Regions from separate parts of the Homo sapiens genome. Here region 2 is linked to region 1. A link is a loop called in an ENCODE intact Hi-C map of the cell type or tissue named here. Cell type or tissue: dorsolateral prefrontal cortex. All regions are shown on one strand. Each heading gives the region's core, and the rest is flanking DNA. Links, peaks and the distances in the headings are about the cores only. Region 1 overlaps PTPRU (protein tyrosine phosphatase receptor type U). Region 2 overlaps LINC01756 (long intergenic non-protein coding RNA 1756).

Region 1 (10,648 bases), core at 1,651-9,650:
AAGGGGCTGGCACTCCCAGGCTCTCCCCAGGGTGGTGAGTGAGACATCAGGGCAGCGGCTTTGTTACTTGTGAAGGAACAGGAAAGGCCTGAACCCCATCCAGGGCTTTAGATCCTGGGCTTCCCTTTCTGGCAACCCCTCTACCTCAAGGAGGCCTTGGCTAAGAGCCTTAGGGCAGGCCCAGCTCAAGCTGAAGTCAGCTGGCCTCCTCCTCCAGGAAGTCCTCCCTGACCACCATGCTCTCTCTCTGTACTTGCCATGTTCTTTCTCTCTGCTGCACTGTGGGTCTTTTTCTACAGGGGAAGCTGAGGCCCTCCAGGTACAGATGGGGTTAATACCCACCTCCTACAGGCAATAGGGTATGATGCTGACCAGGGATTTTCAAACAAAGAGCCAAAGAGCTCAGCCAAGGTCCTGCCTCAGCTCTGGAAAGAGTCTTCTGTTACTTCATCCCAACTGCTTGGTGCCATCCTCACACCCACATCTCACCATTTCAGGAGAAGACCGGGAGCCCCCAGCAGTGAGGAGCCCCTTTGTGCCTGGCTCTTCTGGGTGTGTTTTTCTTTTTTCTTTCTTTTTTTTTTTTTTGAGACAGAGTCACACTCTGTCACCCTGGCTGGAGTGCAGGGGTACCATCTCAGCTCACTGCAACCTCTGCCTGCTGGGTTCAAGTGATTCTTCTATTTCTGCCTCCCAAGTAGCTGGGACTATAGGCATGCGCCACCACACCCAGCTAATTTTTTAATTTTTAGTAGAGATGGGGTTTCATCATGTTGGCCAGGCTGGTCTTGAACTCCTGACCTCAGGCGATCTGCCTGCCTCGGCCTCCCAAAGTGTTGGGATTACAGGTGTGAGCCACCGCGCCTGGCCTGGGTGTGTTTTTCATGTGCTACTTCACATCATCCGCATCACCGCCTAGAGGAGTTGCAGCTGCAGATGAAACAGTAGAGCCTCCTAAAAGTGAAGTCGCTTGCTGCGTGTGAAGATGCCTAGCACTGGGCCTGTGACATAGCACTCACTCCCCAGGTGCTGTTGTTTGGGAAAAGCTCTCTCAAACGGTGTTTTTCCTCTGCCCTCCCACCACCACAGCAGCAGTCATCAACACAGGAGGCCTCTGTGACCAAATGTGTGGGGGCTTCTCCCCACCACCAAGCAAGCAATTAATTCTGTAGCAGACACCAGGTGGGTGTCCTCCAATTCAGTTCTAGCACAAGAGTCAGATCCCATGGGTTGAGGGCTCAGTCCCCATGACTGCCTCCTCCTCCAGACACCAGTCGCAAGTCTGGGCCTCCAGAACTTCTGGCCGACCCGCTGCAGGTTGGGGTTCCCACGACCCCCTCTTTGAGTTTGATTAATTTGCTGGAGCAGCTCACAGAACTCAGGGAAACACATTAACTGGTTAATTATAAAGGATATTGCAAAGGATACAGATGAAGAGATGCATAGGGTGAGGTATGGGAGAAGGGACATGGAGCTTCCTTGCCCTTTCTGGACCCACCATCCTCCAAGAAGCTCCATGTGTTCAGCTGTCTGGAAGCTCTCCGAACCCTGTCCTTTTGGGTATTTACGGAGGTTTCCTTACATAAGCATGATGGACAAATGTGATTGCACATAAAACACCTGATCTAAACCCAGCAAGGCCTGTCTGCTTAGACTTTACTTGGCCTTTCCGTGGCATTCCTTCCTCTAGGGTATGGGGCAGGACCCTCTCTGGAATGACCCATGATTAGATTAGAGCCCTGCCTTGGACAGGTGAAAGGAGGACAGGAATAGGTCAGAGAGAAATTTTGTTTCCTGAGGCCTGTTTCTGAGGCCTAAAGTGTCCAACATTATAACATAAGACTGTACAAAGGGTTTTATATATATAAATAAATATGTATTATGTTGTGCAAAAGTAATTGCTGTTTTTGCCATTACTTTAAAAAAATGGCAAAAACTGCAATTACTTTTGCACTAACCAAATATATGTAAATATCACAACTATCTATACCTCTCCCTCTTCTTCTTGAGATTGGGAAGCAGCTCAGGTCTGCTCCTTCTGGTATCGAAACCTCTTTTGGTGGGAAGCTTGGACTTCATCATCTGACCCACATGGATTCAAATCCCACCTCTGTTCCCTAGTAGACTTGCATGGTACACATAAGAGCTGCTATTTCCTGAGTGCTTAAGTATGCTAGGCGTTGTGCTAAGTGGGCTACTACATCAAATCCTCAACAAGCCTATGTGCAGATAGGGAAACAGAGGCTCAGAAAGAGAAGCCACCTGCCCCTGGTCACAAGGTTTGGCAAATTGCAGTCAAGATTTGATCCCAAGTCTGTGATGCCAAAGCCCACTCATTGATCCACCACGTGGTGCTGTGGACAAATCCCTTCACTCCTCAGATCCTCAGTCACATCATCTGTCAAATCGGGAGGAGTACCAGTGGCTGGCAGGTACCCAGGACAGGGTCTGGCATGGTTTGCGCTTGCTTCCTCGCCACTTGCTTGGGCATTTTCCTGGGTTTCTGATGCCTCAGGCTCCTGATGGGGCTCCAAACACTAAGGTTTGGGAGTGAGTGCCAGGGAGAAGCTTGCAATTCCTTTCTGAACCAATAGTGTTCTCAGGTTTATCAGGCAACCAGCTCAGGCCTTTGATGAACTCACTAAGATATATGGACCTCATTACCAACCAAAGGACTCACATGTATTTCAATCCTCACTTCCTCCCCTCTTTCTCATTTCAACTGTTAGTACTGGTTGCAAATCATGGGAAGTTGCTTCATCTAGTCAGTCATACATGTGCCTAGTCCACACATGACTGTGCTTTTGCATGTCACATTCCTGCAGGCAGAGACCTAATTTGGCCGACTTTGGGCAATGACTGAATTCCATTGACATCTGTCAAGTAGGAAAAATAGTGGTGCCTGACTCAGAACGCGTGGCCTGAACGAGGCTCTGTACTTACGCCATTTAGCATTGTGCCCGGCTTGAGTGGATTGGCGGCAACTGTTGTTTTTAAAGGAGATCTCATTGGGCTGGATTATGGCATGCATGGTCCTGCCAGGCCCAGGGCCCACTGTCTGTCCTCTATGGGAAGATAGAGGGGCAGGTGACAGAACACTGAGTAACAATCCGGAGATCTCAGTTCAAACCCCACCTCCATCACCAGTGACCTGCGTGACCCTAATGAAGTCACTCAGCCTTTTGGGGTCTCAGTTTCCTTATCCACAAAGTGGAGATGATTCTATTCCTGATCTTATGGGTTGTTGTGAAGTTCCAATAATATAGCAATCCTGATAACTAGTTTTTGAGGAGGGTCTTTGATGGATGACTGAGCCAGTGGTGGTTGGGGGGTCCTGGGAAGTACTGGGGGAGTTGGCAGTGTAGGGACATCTTGGTATTGGGAGGGGACCTTGGTAGAGGGAGAGGGTGGAGGAGGGAGAATTTCACTAGAGGGAGGGAGCAGTGTGGGGAAGGGCCTGAAGAGAGGGAGGAGGGCAGGTGGGCCTGGGTAGAAGGGAGAGTGGGGCTACCCTCCAGGAGCCCTCCTGGCCAGCAGCCCTGCCTTAGCCTGGGCTAACCAGGCCCTGCTCTCACAGCTGGCTGCACCTTCGAGGAGGCAAGTGACCCAGCAGTGCCCTGCGAGTACAGCCAGGCCCAGTACGATGACTTCCAGTGGGAGCAAGTGCGAATCCACCCTGGCACCCGGGCACCTGCGGACCTGCCCCACGGTAAGTCTACTCTCCATCGCCATTACCCCTTCTTCTCCTTCCAGAGGCACTTCTACCCACCTGCTGTGTGACCTTGGGCACATTACTTAACCTCTCTGGGCCCCATCTACATTTGCATCTTTAATGACATACGTGACACTGAATGTGGCTTTCTCTGGACACTGTCTAATTGTGCATGTCAGCTAGTTTCGTGTGTAAAATGAGTGCAGGCCCTCATGGCTGTGAGCTAAAACTCACTTCCAATTACTCCCCTTGCTGCCTAGCTCAGGATCCAAACCACTCCCACTCTCAGTTCTTCCTAAATCCTCCATCTTTGAGAGGCTCTCTTCAGAGATTCTTTTCTCCCAAAGAGCCCCTGAATCCTGGTCTCTCCAGGACTTGAAGATGCTGAAAGAGCAGTAACACTGGGACTAGATGTGTATAAAACCTTCCTTCCTCTGCCCTCTTCCTCCTGGAAGTCCCAGATTCTTCTCGACTTCTACCTTGCTGTGTTCCTATTTCAAGATGGGGCACCTTTGTCATCCTGAGCTCTGGACTGGGAGTCAGGAGACTAATAATATGGATTCTAGTACTGACTTCCTGCTTTCATCATGGCCCCTAGAACACTCATTCCAGAGTCACGAAGACCTGGGCTCAAACCCTGTCTCCAGTCACTTTACCAGCAGTGTCACTTAACGTATCTGAGCCTCCATTGTCTTCACTGTAAAATGAGGCAAACAGGACTCCATTTCAGAGGGTCATGAGATGATGCATATAAAGTACAGAGCACAGGGGTGGCATGCAGGGGTCAGTTATTTAATTGCTATGGTTGAGGGTCTTTGGGGGCCCTGATTACTAGTACTGCTCTTCACTGGATGCAGGATCAACTGGGAATTAAAAAAGAATGAGACAAATAAAGGCCAAATTGTCAACTTTATTACTGATAAGGGCTGTGTCAGAGGACAAATCAAATGGGCTTTCCGAGTGAATCCTGAAATTCCACAGCCTGAAGCCCACTCCCTTTGCCCCATCACACTAGTGCCCAGGGTGTTTACTGCCTAGCTCACGTCATGGCTGAGATTGCATCTGTTGTCAGGGAGGGGCAGCAAAGATTCTCAGTGGTGGGGCCAGGACTTGAAGCCACTAGGAGAGAAGACCTTCATGACCTGGCACAGGCGCCTCCTGCGGACTCTCATGGCTTGCCCCGCCTCCCCTTCTGTGCATTTGCTCACACTGTGCCCTTCCTGGGGCACTTATCTCTGCCTCTGCAGGTGTTAGTGGGTATCACAGTTTGCCTTCTCTGAAAATAATCTGTAAAGGTACCCACCATGGCAGGGACCTCGTGTGGGCCTCTCCATATTCCCAGGGCCCAGCCTCAGTCTGATACATGGTTGGCAGTCAGGTACAAGGCAGCTGATTGGAATTCACCTCTTATAGTACTGACCACCCTGAGTGCACACTGCCTCTCTTGTCACGTGCAAGCAGAGACATACCCAGTGAGAAAGGGGAGAGGGGAATTTAGCAATTAGTGTGAGCCTTGTGCTAGGTCTTGAGGATGTGGTGGTGAGCCAGATGGACAGTCTTTGTCCTCCTGGTTCTCACATTCTAGGAATGGGAGCTGGTGGTGGAGGGAGAAGAAAGGAGGGAGATTCACACTCAGAGATGGAGAGAGGAGAAGGAAGAGCGACAGGGACAAAGGGAGTAAATGAAAGAGAAGGGGAGGGATGTAGTGAGCCGAGGAGGAGGCAGAGGGAGCAGGAGGAGGAGGAAAGAACAAAGTGTCAGATTGGAAGAGGGAGAAAGATGCACACAGCTGCTCGCAGGGAGAGGAGAGAGAAGTAGCATGAGTGGGCCAAGAGGGAGTGTGTTGGGGGTTGAGAAGTGCCCCTTCCTGGGTGGGGATGGGGACTTGAGTTTAGTTTACTACTGCCCTGCTGGGACTGATCCAGGAGCCGCCTCCATAGGGCTTCTAGCTTACAGAGATGAATGAGATCGCCTCCAGCAGAGTCCCTGGGGAGCCCTCCTGGAGCGGGGATCTGAGTGAGCTTGTGTTGGCTGGCAGCCAAGCCCGGGAGGAGGCAGCGCTGGGTGGTTTCGGGTGCCCTTTGGGAAGCCCAAATCCCCCCGCCAGGTCCTGAGCCAGCCTAGTCCACTTCTACTCCACCAGTACCCAGCCTGGGTCTCTGGGGAAGGGACAGGCTGCCTTTCTCCAGGTTGGAAGTCAAGGGGATTTGTATTCCAGGAATTTAGACTCAGGGATGGGGGCTGGAAGGGAAGTTGGAATCCTTTCATTCAATCTCTGTTCTACATATTCATTCAGCTTGCGTCCTGAGGCCTCACAGCCTGGTGGGAGACACACAGGCACTTTAGTAATGACCCAGGGGGCAGGAGAGAAGCCCAGGGTGGGAGGCAGAGGGAGGGCTTTGGAAGGGGTGGCCTTTGAGGGACTGTTGTGTGCCAAGCTCTTGACTCCAGGGATGAATGACCTAGTCCCTGTCTCCAGGGATAGCTCAGAACATGGGGAAAGCTGTGGTTAGGCTGGGCATGGGCATTGTGACCTGTAGATTGTAAGGAGCCATAATTTTTTTTTTCTTTTTGAGACCGAGTCTTGCTCTGTCACCCAGGCTGGAGTGCAGTGGCGTGATCTTGGCTCACTGCAACCTCTGCCTCCCAGGTTCAAGCAATTCTCCTGTTTCAGCCTCCCGAGTAGCTGGGACTACAGGCACATGCTACCACACCCTGCTAATTTTTGTTTTTTTAGTAGAGACAGGGTTTTACCATATTGGTCAGGCTGGTCTCGAACTGCTGACCTCAGGTGATTCACCCACCTCAGCCTCTCAAAGTGTTGGGATTATAGGCGTGAGCCACCGCGCCCAGCCTTTAAATGGTTTTGACAAAGTCAGGTTTGTGTGTTTTTTACTGCTCCAGGTCTCCTGTGGGAAACAGATGCTAGGAAGTGAAGGGACTCACCCAGGGAGGTGGAGCTGGGGCCAGAACTCAGAATCCCTGACTCCTGGTGGGTCCCGTTGCCTGGAGTCCTCCTCAGTGCTCCCCTTGCCCTGGCCCTGTCCCTCCCCTGAGGTCTCCTCATCTCCTGCCTCTTCCTCCTCTCTTTCCAGGCTCCTACTTGATGGTCAACACTTCCCAGCATGCCCCAGGCCAGCGAGCCCATGTCATCTTCCAGAGCCTGAGCGAGAATGATACCCACTGTGTGCAGTTCAGCTACTTCCTGTACAGCCGGGACGGGCACAGCCCGGGCACCCTGGGCGTCTACGTGCGCGTTAATGGGGGCCCCCTGGGCAGTGCTGTGTGGAATATGACTGGATCCCACGGCCGTCAGTGGCACCAGGCTGAGCTGGCTGTCAGCACTTTCTGGCCCAATGAATATCAGGTGGGCTGGGTTCAGTCAGCGGTCAGCCTGTGCCTGGAGGTGGGGCAGATGGATGTCAAATTGAGGTTGGAGTAGATGAGTGGCTGAAGTTAGAATGTGTCTGCATTCAGTATCAGAGGCAACCTGTGGTCAAGGCCAGGGGTCAGTCTGGGGCCAGTCTGGGTTCAGCATCTGAGGTCATTGTTCCTAGGAATAGCCTCTGGCCCAGGTCAAGGGTGAGTTGGAACAGTGCTGACCTGGAAACTCTGTCTGGCTGCTTGAGGGTAACTGTCCAGGATTTGGGTGGAAACTGGCCTCCACCTTGTTCACTATGGGCGCTGGGACCCCACCCCCAACTAGCTGGCTTGGGAGGGAGGGTCAGTGTGAGCTGGGCTGACCTCTGCTAGTTGAGGCAGAGGAGGCTGAGGCCGAGCTGAAAGTGGGCACCTCCCCAGGCAAGGCTGGAGGAATATCAGTATGATAGGGGCCCTCCCGCCTCCCCCAGGTGCTGTTTGAGGCCCTCATCTCCCCAGACCGCAGGGGCTACATGGGCCTAGATGACATCCTGCTTCTCAGCTACCCCTGCGGTGAGTCCCAGCCCACTGGGGGCGCAGGGGTAAGGGGTGTGGGCGGCCGCGGCTCCTGCCTGCAGGGGGTGCAGGCCCAGCTCACGATGCAGCTCTAACCCCGCAGCAAAGGCCCCACACTTCTCCCGCCTGGGCGACGTGGAGGTCAACGCGGGCCAGAACGCGTCGTTCCAGTGCATGGCCGCGGGCAGAGCGGCCGAGGCCGAACGCTTCCTCTTGCAAGTGAGCGGGAGCGGTGATCTTGGCTGGGGGCGGGGTGGGAGGGGGTTGGTGGCTGCTTCTGGCCCTGACTCCCCCCAGATTGCTGAGTCCCTGCTTCATACTCCAGCACTGCGCACAGCGTCCCGGCCCTCCCCTAGCTCTGCTCTGCGCTTTCTTGGGTCCCCCATTCCCCCAGGTTAGAGCGCGGCTCCAGGAACCTATGTCCGCGCGGTGTAGTAGGGACGGCTAAATGGGGCCCGGGTCAGAGCGAGATCGGGACCCCTCGCTCCGAGGCGCCCCTGACCCCCTCACTCTCTTCCCTGCAGCGGCAGAGCGGGGCGCTGGTGCCGGCGGCGGGCGTGCGGCACATCAGCCACCGGCGCTTCCTGGCCACTTTCCCGCTGGCTGCCGTGAGCCGCGCCGAGCAGGACCTGTACCGCTGTGTGTCCCAGGCCCCGCGCGGCGCGGGCGTCTCTAACTTCGCGGAGCTCATCGTCAAGGGTCAGCTGGTGGACGCCGGGGAGCGCCGGGACCTCACCCTCGAGGGGCGGGGCCGGCGACGGGGGCGGGCTCTGCCCGGGGGCGTGGCCGTGGGGGGTGGGGCCGGCAGGGTGTCGCTGGGGCGCTATCTGAAGATGGGCCTGTGGAAATGGCAGTGGCCCAGCCGGGATGAGATCTGATCTAGGGGTCGGGGCTGGCTTCGAGGGGGACGGACAGGGTCAAGGTGAGAGCCTAAAGAGGGGTGGGGTTCTGGCTGTGTGACTTCTGTGTTGATCCTAGCTGGCCTGCGGTCCGCTCCAGGAGGCGAGGATGTGGGGGATTAGGAGGGGCCTGAGAGAGGGGTTGTGGGCTGATGGGCGAGGGCGGGGTCAGCCTTTGGAGCCAGGTGCCCCTTAGGGCCCGGGATTTAGTGGGGGTAGGAGAGCGGGTCTGGTTGAGGGCTTGGTAGCAGCGTGAGAGGCCCTAGGAGGACGGAGAGGGATTTGGGTGTGGTGGAACTCAGAGTTGGGTGCTGGGGTCTCACAGCAGCATCGGTCCGCCTCGCCTCTCCCCCATCTCCTCGCAGAGCCCCCAACTCCCATCGCGCCCCCACAGCTGCTGCGTGCTGGCCCCACCTACCTCATCATCCAGCTCAACACCAACTCCATCATTGGCGACGGGCCGATCGTGCGCAAGGAGATTGAGTACCGCATGGCGCGCGGGCCCTGGGCTGAGGTGCACGCCGTCAGCCTGCAGACCTACAAGCTGTGGCACCTCGACCCCGACACAGAGTATGAGATCAGCGTGCTGCTCACGCGTCCCGGAGACGGCGGCACTGGCCGCCCTGGGCCACCCCTCATCAGCCGCACCAAATGCGCAGGTGGGTGCAGCAGCTACCCCTGGCCTCAGTCTCTGGTGGGCCCAGGGCTATGGAGGGGCGCATTCGAGAGGTAGCGTGGCCTGTGCTTGTAAACCTTTCTAAAACATTGTGATTTTTCCTCAACCCTTGTTATGGTAAAGATAATGATAGCTAATACTTTACTTTGTGTCAGGCACTTAAACATATCTGTGTGTAGACACACACACAAACCCATATTTATAGATTTAAAACTTACAACACTACCACGATGTAGGTGCTCTTGTCGTACCCATTTTAGATGTGACTGAGGTACAGAGATGTTAAGTGACTGGCCCAAGAGCACACAGCTAGTAAGTGGCAGAGATGGGATTGGAACTCTTGACTGGCTGACTCCAGAATCTGTGTTCTTAATTCTACATCTAGATAAAATAAGCAACTAAATACCATCAAATACAAGTATATTATACATTCTAGCTGGTTTCTCTTGTCTGGGTGTTGAGCCTGAGGTCTGCTCTTCCTTGTTAAAAAGGGCAAAGCAGCTGTTGGAGGATGGTACACCTGTGCCAGATGAGGGTCTTTTTTGTTTAATCAGAAGAGAAATTGAGAACACAATAGGTTTTTCTTTTTGTGACTTTAGTATTGTTGTTGTTATTATTTTTCCTTTTGAGACAGAGTTTTGCTCTGTCACCCAGGCTGGAGCACAGTGGCGCGATCTTGGTTCACTGCAACCTCCGCCTCCTGGGTTCAAGTGATTCTTCTCCTGCCTCAGCCTCCCGAGTAGCTGGGATTACAGGCATGCTCCACCATGCCTGGCTAATTTTTGTATTTTTACTGGAGACAGAGTTTCACCAGGTTGGCCAGGCTGGTCACAAACTCCTGACCTCAGGTGATCCACCCGCCTCGGCCTTCCAAAGTGCTAAGATTATAGGCGTGAGCCACCGTGCCTGGCTTAGTGTGTTTTTTTAATGGACTTACTAAGATAAATGTAGAGTCACATGCAGTTGTAAAAAAAATACAGAAAGATTCTCTGTGCAAGTCACCCTATTTTCTGCAGTGGTAACATGTTGCAAAACTATAGCATAATATCACAGTCAAGATATTCACATTGATACAAACCACAGATCTTATTCAGACTTTTCTGGTTTTGCTTGTACTTGTTTGTGTGTGTGTATATGTGTATGTAGTTCTGCACAATTTATCACATGTGTAGGTTTGTGTATTCACCACTACAGTCAAAATACTGAATAGTTCAATCCCCTTAAGGACTCTTTTATAACCACATTCACCTCCCTTTCTTCCTCTACTCCCCAACTTTTGGTAGTCACTGATCTGTCCTTTCTAAAATTTTGTTGTTTCAAAAATATTATATGAATGAAATCAGAGTATATAACCTCTAGAATTGGCTTTTTTTGGATAACAGCTTTATTGCAATATAATCCACATCTCATACAATTCAATCCTTA
Region 2 (10,648 bases), core at 1,817-9,816, 75 kb after region 1:
CCAGGGGAACTGCAGCGCCCTCCTCCCCACTGCCCCCTGCAGCCCCTGAGATATTTTGCTCACTATCCCTCCCCACTTGCTTCCCTGATATGTGCTCTGAGCTTCCCTGAACCAGGATCTGCCTATTACTGCTGTGCCCCATGGGGGGCTCCTTCCCTGCCTGACCCACTGTTGCAGAATGAAGTCACCTCGCCCCCCTCTTCCTTTAATCTTCAGGCCTCACTGGCCTGTCCTGCTCAGCTTGGGCCAGTGACAATCTGCAAGGCTGAACAACAGCCCCTGGGGTTGAGGCCCCTGTGGCTCCTGGTCAGGCTGCCCGTTGTGGGGAGGGGCAGTGTTAGAGCAGGGCTGGTCATACCCTCTGGAGTTCAGAGGAAGAGGTAGGACCAGTGCTTTTTTGTTTCTTTTGTTATTTTTGGTTGGGTGGGTGGGAAGGTCTCTTTAAAATGGGGCAGGCCACACCCCCATTCCGTGCCTCAATTTCCCCATCTGTAAACTGTAGATATGACTACTGACCTACCTCGCAGGGGGCTGTGGGGAGGCATAAGCTGATGTTTGTAAAGCGCTTTGTAAATAAACGTGCTCTCTGAATGCCACAGAGCAGCCCTGTGTGTGTCTCACCAGCCTGACGGGGCCTGCTCACCTGCCCCCAGCCTCCAGTGCAGTGGGAGGGCCCTGGAGAAGCCTGGGTTCTGATCTGGTCCTGGTTTTTCCATTCGTAAAATGGTGGGAGTGTGGACCAGGACATCACTCAGGGTCCTTCCACTTTCAGAGTTGGTTCCAAGGGACCCTGGCCATTGCTGTCCCCATCCAGGCCTCTGAAGCAGTTCCTCAGGTAGGGTATATCAACTCGAGATCCCTGAGGGCCACAGAGCTGCCTCTCACTCCACTGGGGGCCCTGGATCAGGTTCAGCTCTTTCTGGGGCAGCATGGGAGGCTCAGGCTTTGGTGTCAGGCAGATGGGCCCAGCAGCTGCGAGACCCTGGGCAAGTTAGTGCCCTCTCTGGGGCCTACTTTATCATCTGTAAAGTGGGGACAGTCCTGTTTGGATCAGATGAGGTAATGATTAAGTGCCTTATGTAGTGCCAAGCGTGTTGAAAGGGCTTACTTTACAAACATCGCAGAGATGGGGGCAGAGGAGACACAGCCCTGCTGGGGATGACCGTCCCATTGCCCCAGCCCAGCCCATTCCCAGCCCCAGCCGCCTCCATGGGGTAGAGAGGGAGGAGGAGCAGGCTGGCTGGTAGGGACCTGGGTCACTCCTGACTCTGTCACAGGCTTGCTGCCTGACCTTGGACAAGACAATTCCTGTTTCTGGAACTCAGTTTCTTCATATGAAGGCTGACTCTATGATGTACTCATTCTGTTTGCACACTGGCTGACCCTCTGTGCCTCAGTTTCTCCATTGGTCAGAGGATACAACCCATTCTAATGACCTCACAATTCAGCATACTTTAATCTGAGTTAAAAATTAATTGGCCAGTTAGGATCACACTTGGATAGGGCACAGACTGACCCCCTCATCCTCATTCTGAGCTGACCTCTGAGCCTTACGCGATGCATCACAAATGTGTGTCACGGGTACTGGCCAAGCGATAGAATATGACTTGCTTTGGCCAATAGCATGGGCAGAAGTGATGGCGTGTGAGTTCTGGATCCCAGGTCTCATGAGGCCTTGCAGTTTTTGCTTTTGCTCTTCTGGAACTCTGCTATACAAGGGAAGCTGTCTCACCTACCGGATGATTTGAGGGCACACAGAGGAGAACCAGCGCGTGCCATGAACAGTCAGTAGCAACTCCCAGGCTGTGAGTGAGGCTGTCTTGAACCTTCCAGTCTAGCTGACCTGTCAGGTAAGTGTAGCCACATGGCTAAGCTTAGAAGACACTGCCCAACCAACCCCTAGAACTGGGAGAGATGATAAATGGTTTTTTTTTTTGAAGACAGTCTGTTGAAATCACTTGTTACATACACAGTTAGTTTTTGCTAACTGATACACACGCGTGCGGAGCAGTCTGGATGCGGCTCGGCCCTTTGCTCTGTTCGGTGCTGGCTCCTCAAGGGCAGGGAGTATTTCTGTGCCATCTTGTGTCCATTGCCCAGTAAGGGGCTTGTCATGGAGCTAGTGCCCTGGAAATGTTGGCACGAGGGAGGGAAGGAAGGAGAGGTTGGACTTGCCTGCCCGACTGACCAGGGGCCTTGTGTGGCCTCTCAGAGAAGCTGGGGAGGTGGGCTCTGTATTAGGAGGAGCACCAGCTCCAGAACCCATAGTCCCGCCCCCAGCTCCACAACCCACAGTCGGGTGACCTTGCACAATCCCCTAACAACCCTGCAATAAACATAACAGGACCTACCTGCAGGATTGGTTGTGAGGTCTAGGGACAAAATATTTAAAAGGAACCAGCATACTCCCTGGTGACATAATTGACCCTCAATAAAGGGCATCTCACGCCATAATACTGAAGCCCCTGGATAATGAAAATGGTGACGATCACCTTTCATCTAGTGCCTATTCCTGTGTTATGTGTCCTACACCCTTTGGCTCTTCCTTACTCCATACAGCAGCTCTTTAAAGGGGGGATTCCTACCCCTCCATTTTAGAGACAAGACATGGAGGCTCAGGGAAGTGAGTTTACTCACCCAAGGTCACCTGGCCACTATATGGCAGAGCAGGGACTTGAACCCATGTTTAGGCTGACTCCAACACCTGGGCCTTTAACTGCTCTGCTCTGTGGCCTCCCTGGCCCAAAAGCCTAAGGATCCCCTCGGTGTAATACCAGATGGGGAATTTGTGGCCTAAGCACTGCTTTTCAAATGCTGTGAAATGTGTCAGAGGTGGCGGCCTCTCAGACAAGGTGGCGGCCTCTCAGACAAGGTGGCCAGGAGCACAGGAAGATGAATGGTCCAGCCGGGTTCTGTCCAGGGCCTCTGGCTGAGCAAGTGTGGGTAGAAACCTCCACCCACCCAGGCCCCAGCAAATAAGATTTCTACAAGTGCAGCTAGGCCAGCTGCCTGTTACTGCCAGAAGCTAAGTTGTTTCTTTATACCATAATAAATCTGGCTGTAGGAGTCAGCGAAAGCAATGATTACTTCACACAACCTCTCTCAGCCCCTGATTGAGATGCATTATATATCCCAGGCACCCAGGAGATGGAGCCGTGACATTGATGGATGCCAAGGCCACTTGCAAGGCCCTCATTGGGAGCAGGGCCTGGCCAATCTCTCTCCCTGGGCTCCATGGACCTCCCCCTGCCCCGGTGACCTCTGATGGACAGGAGCTTAATGAGCTTTGGCCTCAACATCCCCATGGCTAAGGGCAGTGCAGAAATAATGGAGTCATTGCATAGGCAGGATCAACAGGTTCAAGTCAGGCAATGAATGGCCAGCAGGTAGAGGATGAGGGCTTTGGACGTGGGGATGTAAGAAAGCAAAGCTTTATTCGGCACTGAAATGCACATTGCTCAGTGCTCTCTGTAGACTGTCATATGTCAGTCTCCAGTTCCACCTGTGAGGTAGGTACTATGATCATCGCCATTTTACAGATGAGGAGACTGAGGCTTAGAGAGCTTAAGCAACTTGCCCCAGGTCAGAGAGCCAACAAGGTCACACAAACAACAGCAACCAGTGTGATCGTTTGAAAAAACAGGCCAGATCCCATCACTCACCTGCTCAAACCCTCCAGTGCCTCCTGCTGCTGTGTGCATGAGCACTGTGCTCCTGACCATGACCTCTGAGGCCCACCTGTCCTGGCTCTACCCTGTCTGTCCACGTCCCTCCTGCACGCTCCTGCGCACTCCAGGCTCTTCTTCCCCCATCATTCTGAGCTCTTTGCATGGACACCCTTCTCCGGTCCTGCATACCTGGCTCTTGCCTGGTGTCCAGTTCCCAGATCAGATGTCCCCTTCCTGAGATGCCCTCCCTGAATGCCCTGAGTGGCCCTCCAGCACCCACTGTCCCTGTGTCTTTCAGGGCCCATCCTGTGTCTGTGCCTTGCTGCTTTCTCACAGTGGGTGATGAGCTTGTTCATTCACTGGGTATTTCTTCTCACCAGACTGAGCAGCGAGAGGCCAGGGCCATGTAGGTCTTGTCCTCCTGTGTCTGTTGCACTGGGCATGGTGCCTGGCACATGACAAGAACTCAACGAGTATTTGTTGAATGAATGAAAGTTGCAGAGCTGGGACTGGAGCTCAGGTCTGTCTGGCTCCAAAGCCTATACTCTTAAGCACATAATTTTTAGTCCTTGGATGACCACATGGCTTGAAGTCATGAGGCTGGGTTCCAATGCTGGCTCAGCTACCACCATGCTGTGTGGCATTGAGCAAACATCTGGGGCTCAGTCTCCTGATTTGTCCATGAGGAGGCAGAGCTAGGTGCTTTCTAGGAGCTCATTCTAAGTAGGACAGCATCAGGTTCAACATCCCTCAGACAATGGGGCTGACATTGCTCAGTGGGGTCCAGGCCATTGGCCTAAGCATCGGGTGTCTGAGGCTGGTGGCTTTACACTGACTTTAGTCTGATGGGCCTGCACCCCCACCCTGGCTGGTCCTGGTGATCACAATAGTGACTGCTGTGCATTGTCCCTAATACAGACTGTTCCTAATCTCCCCAGCATCCTGAGAGGTGGGTATCACCAAGCCCATTTAGCAGGCAAGAAAGCTGAAGCTCAGAGAAATGAGGGCAGAGCTCTCAATGTCACAGCTAGAAAAGATTCAGTCTCTGGACTAGAACTTGGGACTGACTCCAAAGCCGGTGCTCATGCAAACAACAGCCAGTCTATGCCTGCACCACACCAGCTGCTTGAGGCTGCTCTCAACCCTCAGCCAGGCTGCTCTCCCAACCCTGCCCTAGCTGGGCTCATCTCCACTGTGCCTCACCATCAACAGCCTCTCCAGGTCCAGGGCCGGCTTGAAACACTGCCTGATCATCCTAGTCTGCTGCATTCTCACCGTGAGGGTGGCCTGAGTCAGCGGGAGCGCAGGAGCTGAGAACGCCTTTCAAGAAAAAGGAAACTCGTCTAAGCTCACCTCCTACTCTCTCCCTGGGATGGGAAGAGGGACCCTGACCAGAAATGTCATTTTCTGCTCATTTCAAAGTGAATAATGTGGCTGTCTTGGGCTGTGTTTAATCTCTTAATGCATCCCTGTTTGAAGAGCAATGGGCTCAACATCCCTCAGAGACAATGGGGCTGGCATTGCTCATTAGTGCCCAGGCCACTGGCCTAAGCATCTGCTTTCTGAGCCTGATGAAATCTTGGGTGTAGTCTGAGCTTTGGTCTGATGGACCTCTGTACCTACTTTGGCAGGTCCTTGCATTATACCTAATGTGGACATTGTCCCTAATCTTCCCAGAAATCCTGAGAGACAGATGTTACCAAAACAATTTGATATATGAGGAAAGAGGCTCAGAGAGCTGAGGTGAATTGCTTAAGGCTACACAGCTAGAAAAGAGCCAAGACAGAATTAAAAGCCATGTCACTTGACTCCAAACCATTGCTCTTATAATCATTGGAGAAATACTGGCAGATCTAAACCTGAACCACATTAACTGCTGGAAGTTTCTCTTGTCCGTGAACCAGTCTGCCCTTTCAACACTCACTCAAGCTAGGCTCAGCCACAGCCACAAACAGGCTTAGCTGAGGCCCACAGTCAAACAGGGCTCAGGGCTGGGCATCTAGTAGGCCTGCAGCAAAAGCCAGTGACTGGACAATTGAATGTCTTGAATCTGCAGAGGGTGGAGGTGGCCTGAGTCAGCAGGAGCTGAGAAAGCCTTTTGAAGAAAAATGAAATGTATCTCAACCCACTCCCTACTTACTCCCAGAAGTGGGAAGAGGGAACCTGTCCAGGAATTTTATTTTCTATTCTTTTGAAAGTGGAACAATGTGGCTTTCTTGAGCTGTGTTTATTCTGTGACTGCATTCTCTCTTTGAAGAGGGCTGGGATTGCTCCCCAGGGCTCCAGCCCATGCATGCTCCTTTCCCTACAAAAGGCATAGCAACTCTTCCCCTTCTAGCCTCTTCCCCAATCAACCCTTTGCTCCCTTCCATGTCTGCCTCTCTCGCCCATGACAGTTCTTAATTTATTGTCTCTGAGCTCCAAATACATCCTTCGTTGCCCTGCTTTGTAATACTGGAGCTGGACCCTGTGAACAGTTCTCTTGTGCCAGCTAGAGCAATGTTAGGCTTTGTCAGGAGAGGGCGCTAGAGGGACACTGTAAGGTCCCTCTGCAGCGGGAAGGCACTTCCCTTCCAGGTTCTGGTCCTCCTTCCATCTTTTTGTTTCCAGCACAGGAGCCAAGGCCCAGTGCTATCATCTCAGTGGCCTGTGTGGACCAGCTCCAAACGTCTTTTCTGTATAACAGGAAAGAACCATCAGGCTTCACTCTCTCCACCTGGACATCGATTCTATAGACCAGCCCTACTCACACTTGACACCAGCCTGAACCCATGTGGGATCAGGTTCCCACAAAGACGGCCATGTCCACAGACTGAGCCAGCTTACTTTCCCTGGCAGGTTTCTTAGCCACTGGAGGCTGCATGTTCTCATGGTCATCACTCACTCATAGAGGAGGTCTGAGTCAGGGGGAACACCTTCTCCTGAGGCCCTATTTCCTTCATTATTCACTTTCCCTCAGCCTAGAAACAGTAGCTACTTTTTTGCACGTGCTGCTTCTGGGTCTCATAGAGTGTTCTTTTACCCTTTTTAGTAATTAACTATCCTTTGTTAGATAATAATTCTTTATATTAAAATTTCCACGTTCAGATTATGGGTGTGAGCTCTGTCTCCTGACTGGATCCTAATTGATAAGGAATTGAGAGCAGGAATGGTCCCAGGTGACAGACCCGCAAAGATGAGATTTTGATAGGTTTCATTGTGCCTTTGGGCTGGAGCACAATGCTGAGTTCCTTGCCAGTGGGAATGGGATGCTTGTAATCTACAGCATAATGGCACCATAATGTTGCTATCACCTGTAATGGATTTTGGTGCAATGCCAACTGGAGCAAGTGTCTTGGGAACTCAGGTGACTCCTGCACCTGACCATGATTACACCAGTAATGATGCCCGCAAGGACTGTGGTGTGGGATGAATCTTGCATGCACTGGAGCACTTACTAGAAAAGAAAAGACAAGTTGAGGTTATTTAATTCTCAGCTCAAATCATAGTTTGAGGACCACAGAGCTTCCATGTCATCCGTAAAAGAATCTCATATTTCATGTAGCCACAGGGCTGATATTGCTCAAAACCAAACACAAAATTTAATTGTGTGGGTGGCAGAATTTAAATGTCAGTTAAATTTATAGCATCACAAGTTTTTCATGTGAAAGTTTGGGTATAAATCAGGGAAGAATGTGATCTTGAAACTTGGAATAGGGACATCTGGTTGGACTCAGATAAAATGGAGAATCCTGATTCCCTGAGGCCCTCTGAGCCTCCCTTGCCAATGGAAATATCTTCCCCTCTTGTATCTGAGGAGGTTAGTTTTCCTTTGTTTGAAAATGCGGAGATAACCTCATATGGGGCAGATGCCTTGAGATAGCATGACCATTATCCTCAGGAGATGCCACAAGCACGCTTTGTTACCACTAGATCCATAACAAGGGTCAAATCTCAGCATGCTCCAAGGGGACAGGTACTCACTGTGATGCAGAACGAGGCAACACAACAGAAGAAAGGCAAGATTTTGCTAATGGCAAGATTTTACATAATTCAGGGAATATTTATGGGAGCTGATTCTAAGGGTGGAAGGTAATAATTCTGAATTCATGGATGTGGATTTGGTATTTAATGTGTTAAGTTGTGCAACTGAAGTTCGCTCTAACAGTTTACTCAGTTGGTTGACTGAAACTTGGACTTGAAGGTGGCTTACATTTAATGAAATTGAAATGCCAGAGGTTCCATGGCATAATGTGGAAGAGGGAGTCCAAAGGCTTAAGGAGATAGGATGTTGGAGTGAATTTATCATGTGTGACCTGCACAACCACCCCTGCAAACTATGTTCCATGAAAATTCTCGGAAGACACCTTCTTAACTAAGGCACTGAGAAATATATTATTGAGAGGAGAACCTTCATCCTTAAGAAACTCTGTGGATGTTCACCTTCATAGTCCAGTTATTACCATAGATTATGCTATCATTCCTGTGAACTTCTTGATTTCATGGGGACGATAGCATCCTGGAGCTGCAGAGGCTAAGTGGAATTGCTTAATAACCAAAGACAATATGGATGATGCGCCATAAAGGGCAGCAGGGATGTGCCTGTAATTAGAATGCCTTGGCCCATAGGGATCTTTGGTGGTGACTAATTGACCACTTTGTCCCTAGAAAGGAAATAGACAGATAGCCTACTAAAGCACTGCTTGATCTGTATCACAGAAAAACAAATGAACAAACACAACTCTAGCACTGGTGCCCAAAACCCGACTGGAATGACTGTTGCAGTTACGGCTTCTCATCCAGTTTCTAGACCTAAAGCAATTCACAGATCAGACCATCTTGATTTAGGAGGATGCCAGACCCTTTGAAGAAGATTCTTGCAGTAGTGCTATAAGTATATACCATAAGTCTTCCTCCATGCCTGCCTTATTCTAAGTGAAGTAACTCAGGAATGGAAAACCAAATATTGTATGTTCTCACTTATAAGTGGGAGCTAAGCTATGAGGATACAAAGGTGTAAGAATGATATAATGGACTTTGGGGACTCAGTGGGGAAGGTTTGGGGGGTGCGAGGGACAAAAGACTACATATTGGGTGTGTGTACACTACTTGGGTGATGGGTGCACTAAAATCTCAGAAATCACCACTAAGGAATTTATCCATGTAACCAAAAACGACTTGTGCCCCCAAAACATTTGAAATAAAAATAATTAAAAAAAACCAAACTTCCTCCAAGCCTTCTCCAAGGGGACCTGTGGCCACTTACTAGAATGACTGCATTTGGGGAAAGAAAGTACCCAGTCCTTTGGGGGATTACTAGACATTGACTCTGAATTTATGATAATTCCTGGGGTTGCAAAATGCCACTGTGGTCCACCATTCAAAGTCTTGACTTAGATCATCAGGTGATAGATATTTAGCCCAAATGTGTTCAGTTGGACATTCCCCCAGTTTCTGAATGTATAAGTGAAATTGGCATACTCTCACTGGGAAGAGACCCCATTTTGGGTCTTTGTCTTATGGAATGAGATCCATCATGGAAGAAAGGGCCTAAATAGAAGTTTCTGGAACTTCCTCTCTTTGCCATGATAGCAAATTGGAAGCACTTCCATATCCGCGGGGAAATTTCAGAGATTCATGAAGCCTTGAAATATGCAGGGGTGGTGATTCCTATCCCATCCCCATTTAACTTGCCTATTTGACCTATGCAGAGGTTGGAAGGGTTTTGGAGAATGACTATATTATTGTATATTTCATTAGGTGGTAACACCAATTGCAGCTGCTGCCCCAGATAGAGCATCTTTACTGGAGCAACTCAGTATACCACTTTGGTATGCAGCTGTTCACCCATCTACTGCATTTTTCTCTGTACCAATTAGTGAGGACTATCAAAAACAGTTTGCTTTTACCTGGAAGGGCCAACAGTACACATTCACAGTCTTGCCTCAGAACCAAGTCAATTTCTCTTGCTTTCTCCTATTATATAGTCTACAGATAATATGATCATTTTGACATTCTACAAAGCATTGCACTGGTGTACTACATTGATGATGAGCTGATTATGCCTGATGAACAGGCAGTAGCAAGTACAACATATGTGAATGTCAGGGTGGTAAATAAATCCCACAAAATTTCAGAGGTCTGCTGTCTCGGTAGTTTCTGAGGTTCAGTGGTCTGGAACATGTTGATATGTCTCTCCAAGGTGAAAGTCAAGTTGCTGCACATTACATACTGCTAAAAAAGAGGCACAGCACTTGGTAAGCATTTTGGATTTTAGAGGCAACATATGTCACATTTGCGTGTGTAACTTTGACTCATGAGCAAAAATCTCCATAAGGCTTCCAGTCTTGAGTCAAGGAGGTTCTGCAGCAAATTAAGGCTTCAGAAAAAGTTTCTCTACCACTTGAATGATCCAGTAGATCCAGTGATTCTCAAATTGTCCACAGCAGGTAGGGATGCTGTATGGAGTCACAGCTAAGCCCCTAAAGGGGAATCACAATGCAAACTTTTAGGATTCTAAAGTAAATCTATTCCTGTTTATTCAGACACTACTTTTTTCCCCCCTGAGAAATAGCTTCTAGCTTGCTATTGGACTGTGGTAGAGACTGGGTGCCTAACTGGGACATCAAGTGACCATGCAGCCTAAGATTCCTAATTGAGATTCTATTGACGCAACTAGTTATAAGGTTAGCTTTGTGTGGCAGCAATCTATCATCAAATGAGAATGCTATTAAAGAGACCTCACTTGGGCAAGCCTGGAAGGTATGAGTAAGTTGTATGAATTAGTAGTTCAAACTCCTTTCTCATCAACTTCTGCCGCATTGCCTTGTCCCCCTCAAATCATGCCTATGGCCTCGTGGGGAGCTCCTTATGACCAGTTGCTGAACAATGAAAACTCAAGCCTGGTTTACAGATGGTGCTGTCCGATATACCAACCAAAACAGAAGACTGAGGTATCACAGCCCCATTAGGGTGACCTTGAAATACAGTGGTGAGGGAAA

The links. A loop is a pair of places that touch in the nucleus more often than their neighbours do. Peaks named below come from ENCODE experiments on the same cell type or tissue, not always from the same donor. Only the 100,000 strongest peaks of a DNase experiment are listed, where the experiment ranks them.
Region 2: it touches region 1 in a loop (2.1-fold over the local background); 16 of 110 quality-filtered maps call a loop at or near these places.

The regions. Positions count from the first base shown.
Region 1 is chr1:29,251,698-29,262,345 of GRCh38, forward strand. It overlaps PTPRU (protein tyrosine phosphatase receptor type U), which reads left to right. Exons shown (of 30, transcript NM_133178.4): 2 at 3,578-3,709; 3 at 6,808-7,079; 4 at 7,564-7,645; 5 at 7,752-7,867; 6 at 8,173-8,347; 7 at 8,913-9,206. Among named protein-coding and RNA genes, the nearest start is that of PTPRU, 20 kb to the left of the region's middle. RefSeq lists enhancers at 1-415, 3,079-3,597. In dorsolateral prefrontal cortex, for the core only: no CTCF peak of the experiment used is centred there; DNase peaks (open chromatin) are centred at 5,722 and 8,312; H3K4me3 peaks cover 1,808 bases; H3K27ac peaks cover 472 bases.
Region 2 is chr1:29,326,205-29,336,852 of GRCh38, forward strand. It overlaps LINC01756 (long intergenic non-protein coding RNA 1756), which reads right to left. Exons shown (of 3, transcript NR_110758.1): 2 at 6,962-7,104; 3 at 3,416-4,988. It overlaps PTPRU (protein tyrosine phosphatase receptor type U), which reads left to right. Exons shown (of 30, transcript NM_133178.4): 30 at 1-596. Among named protein-coding and RNA genes, the nearest start is that of LINC01756, 19 kb to the right of the region's middle. In dorsolateral prefrontal cortex, for the core only: no CTCF peak of the experiment used is centred there; a DNase peak (open chromatin) is centred at 4,853; H3K27ac peaks cover 2,951 bases.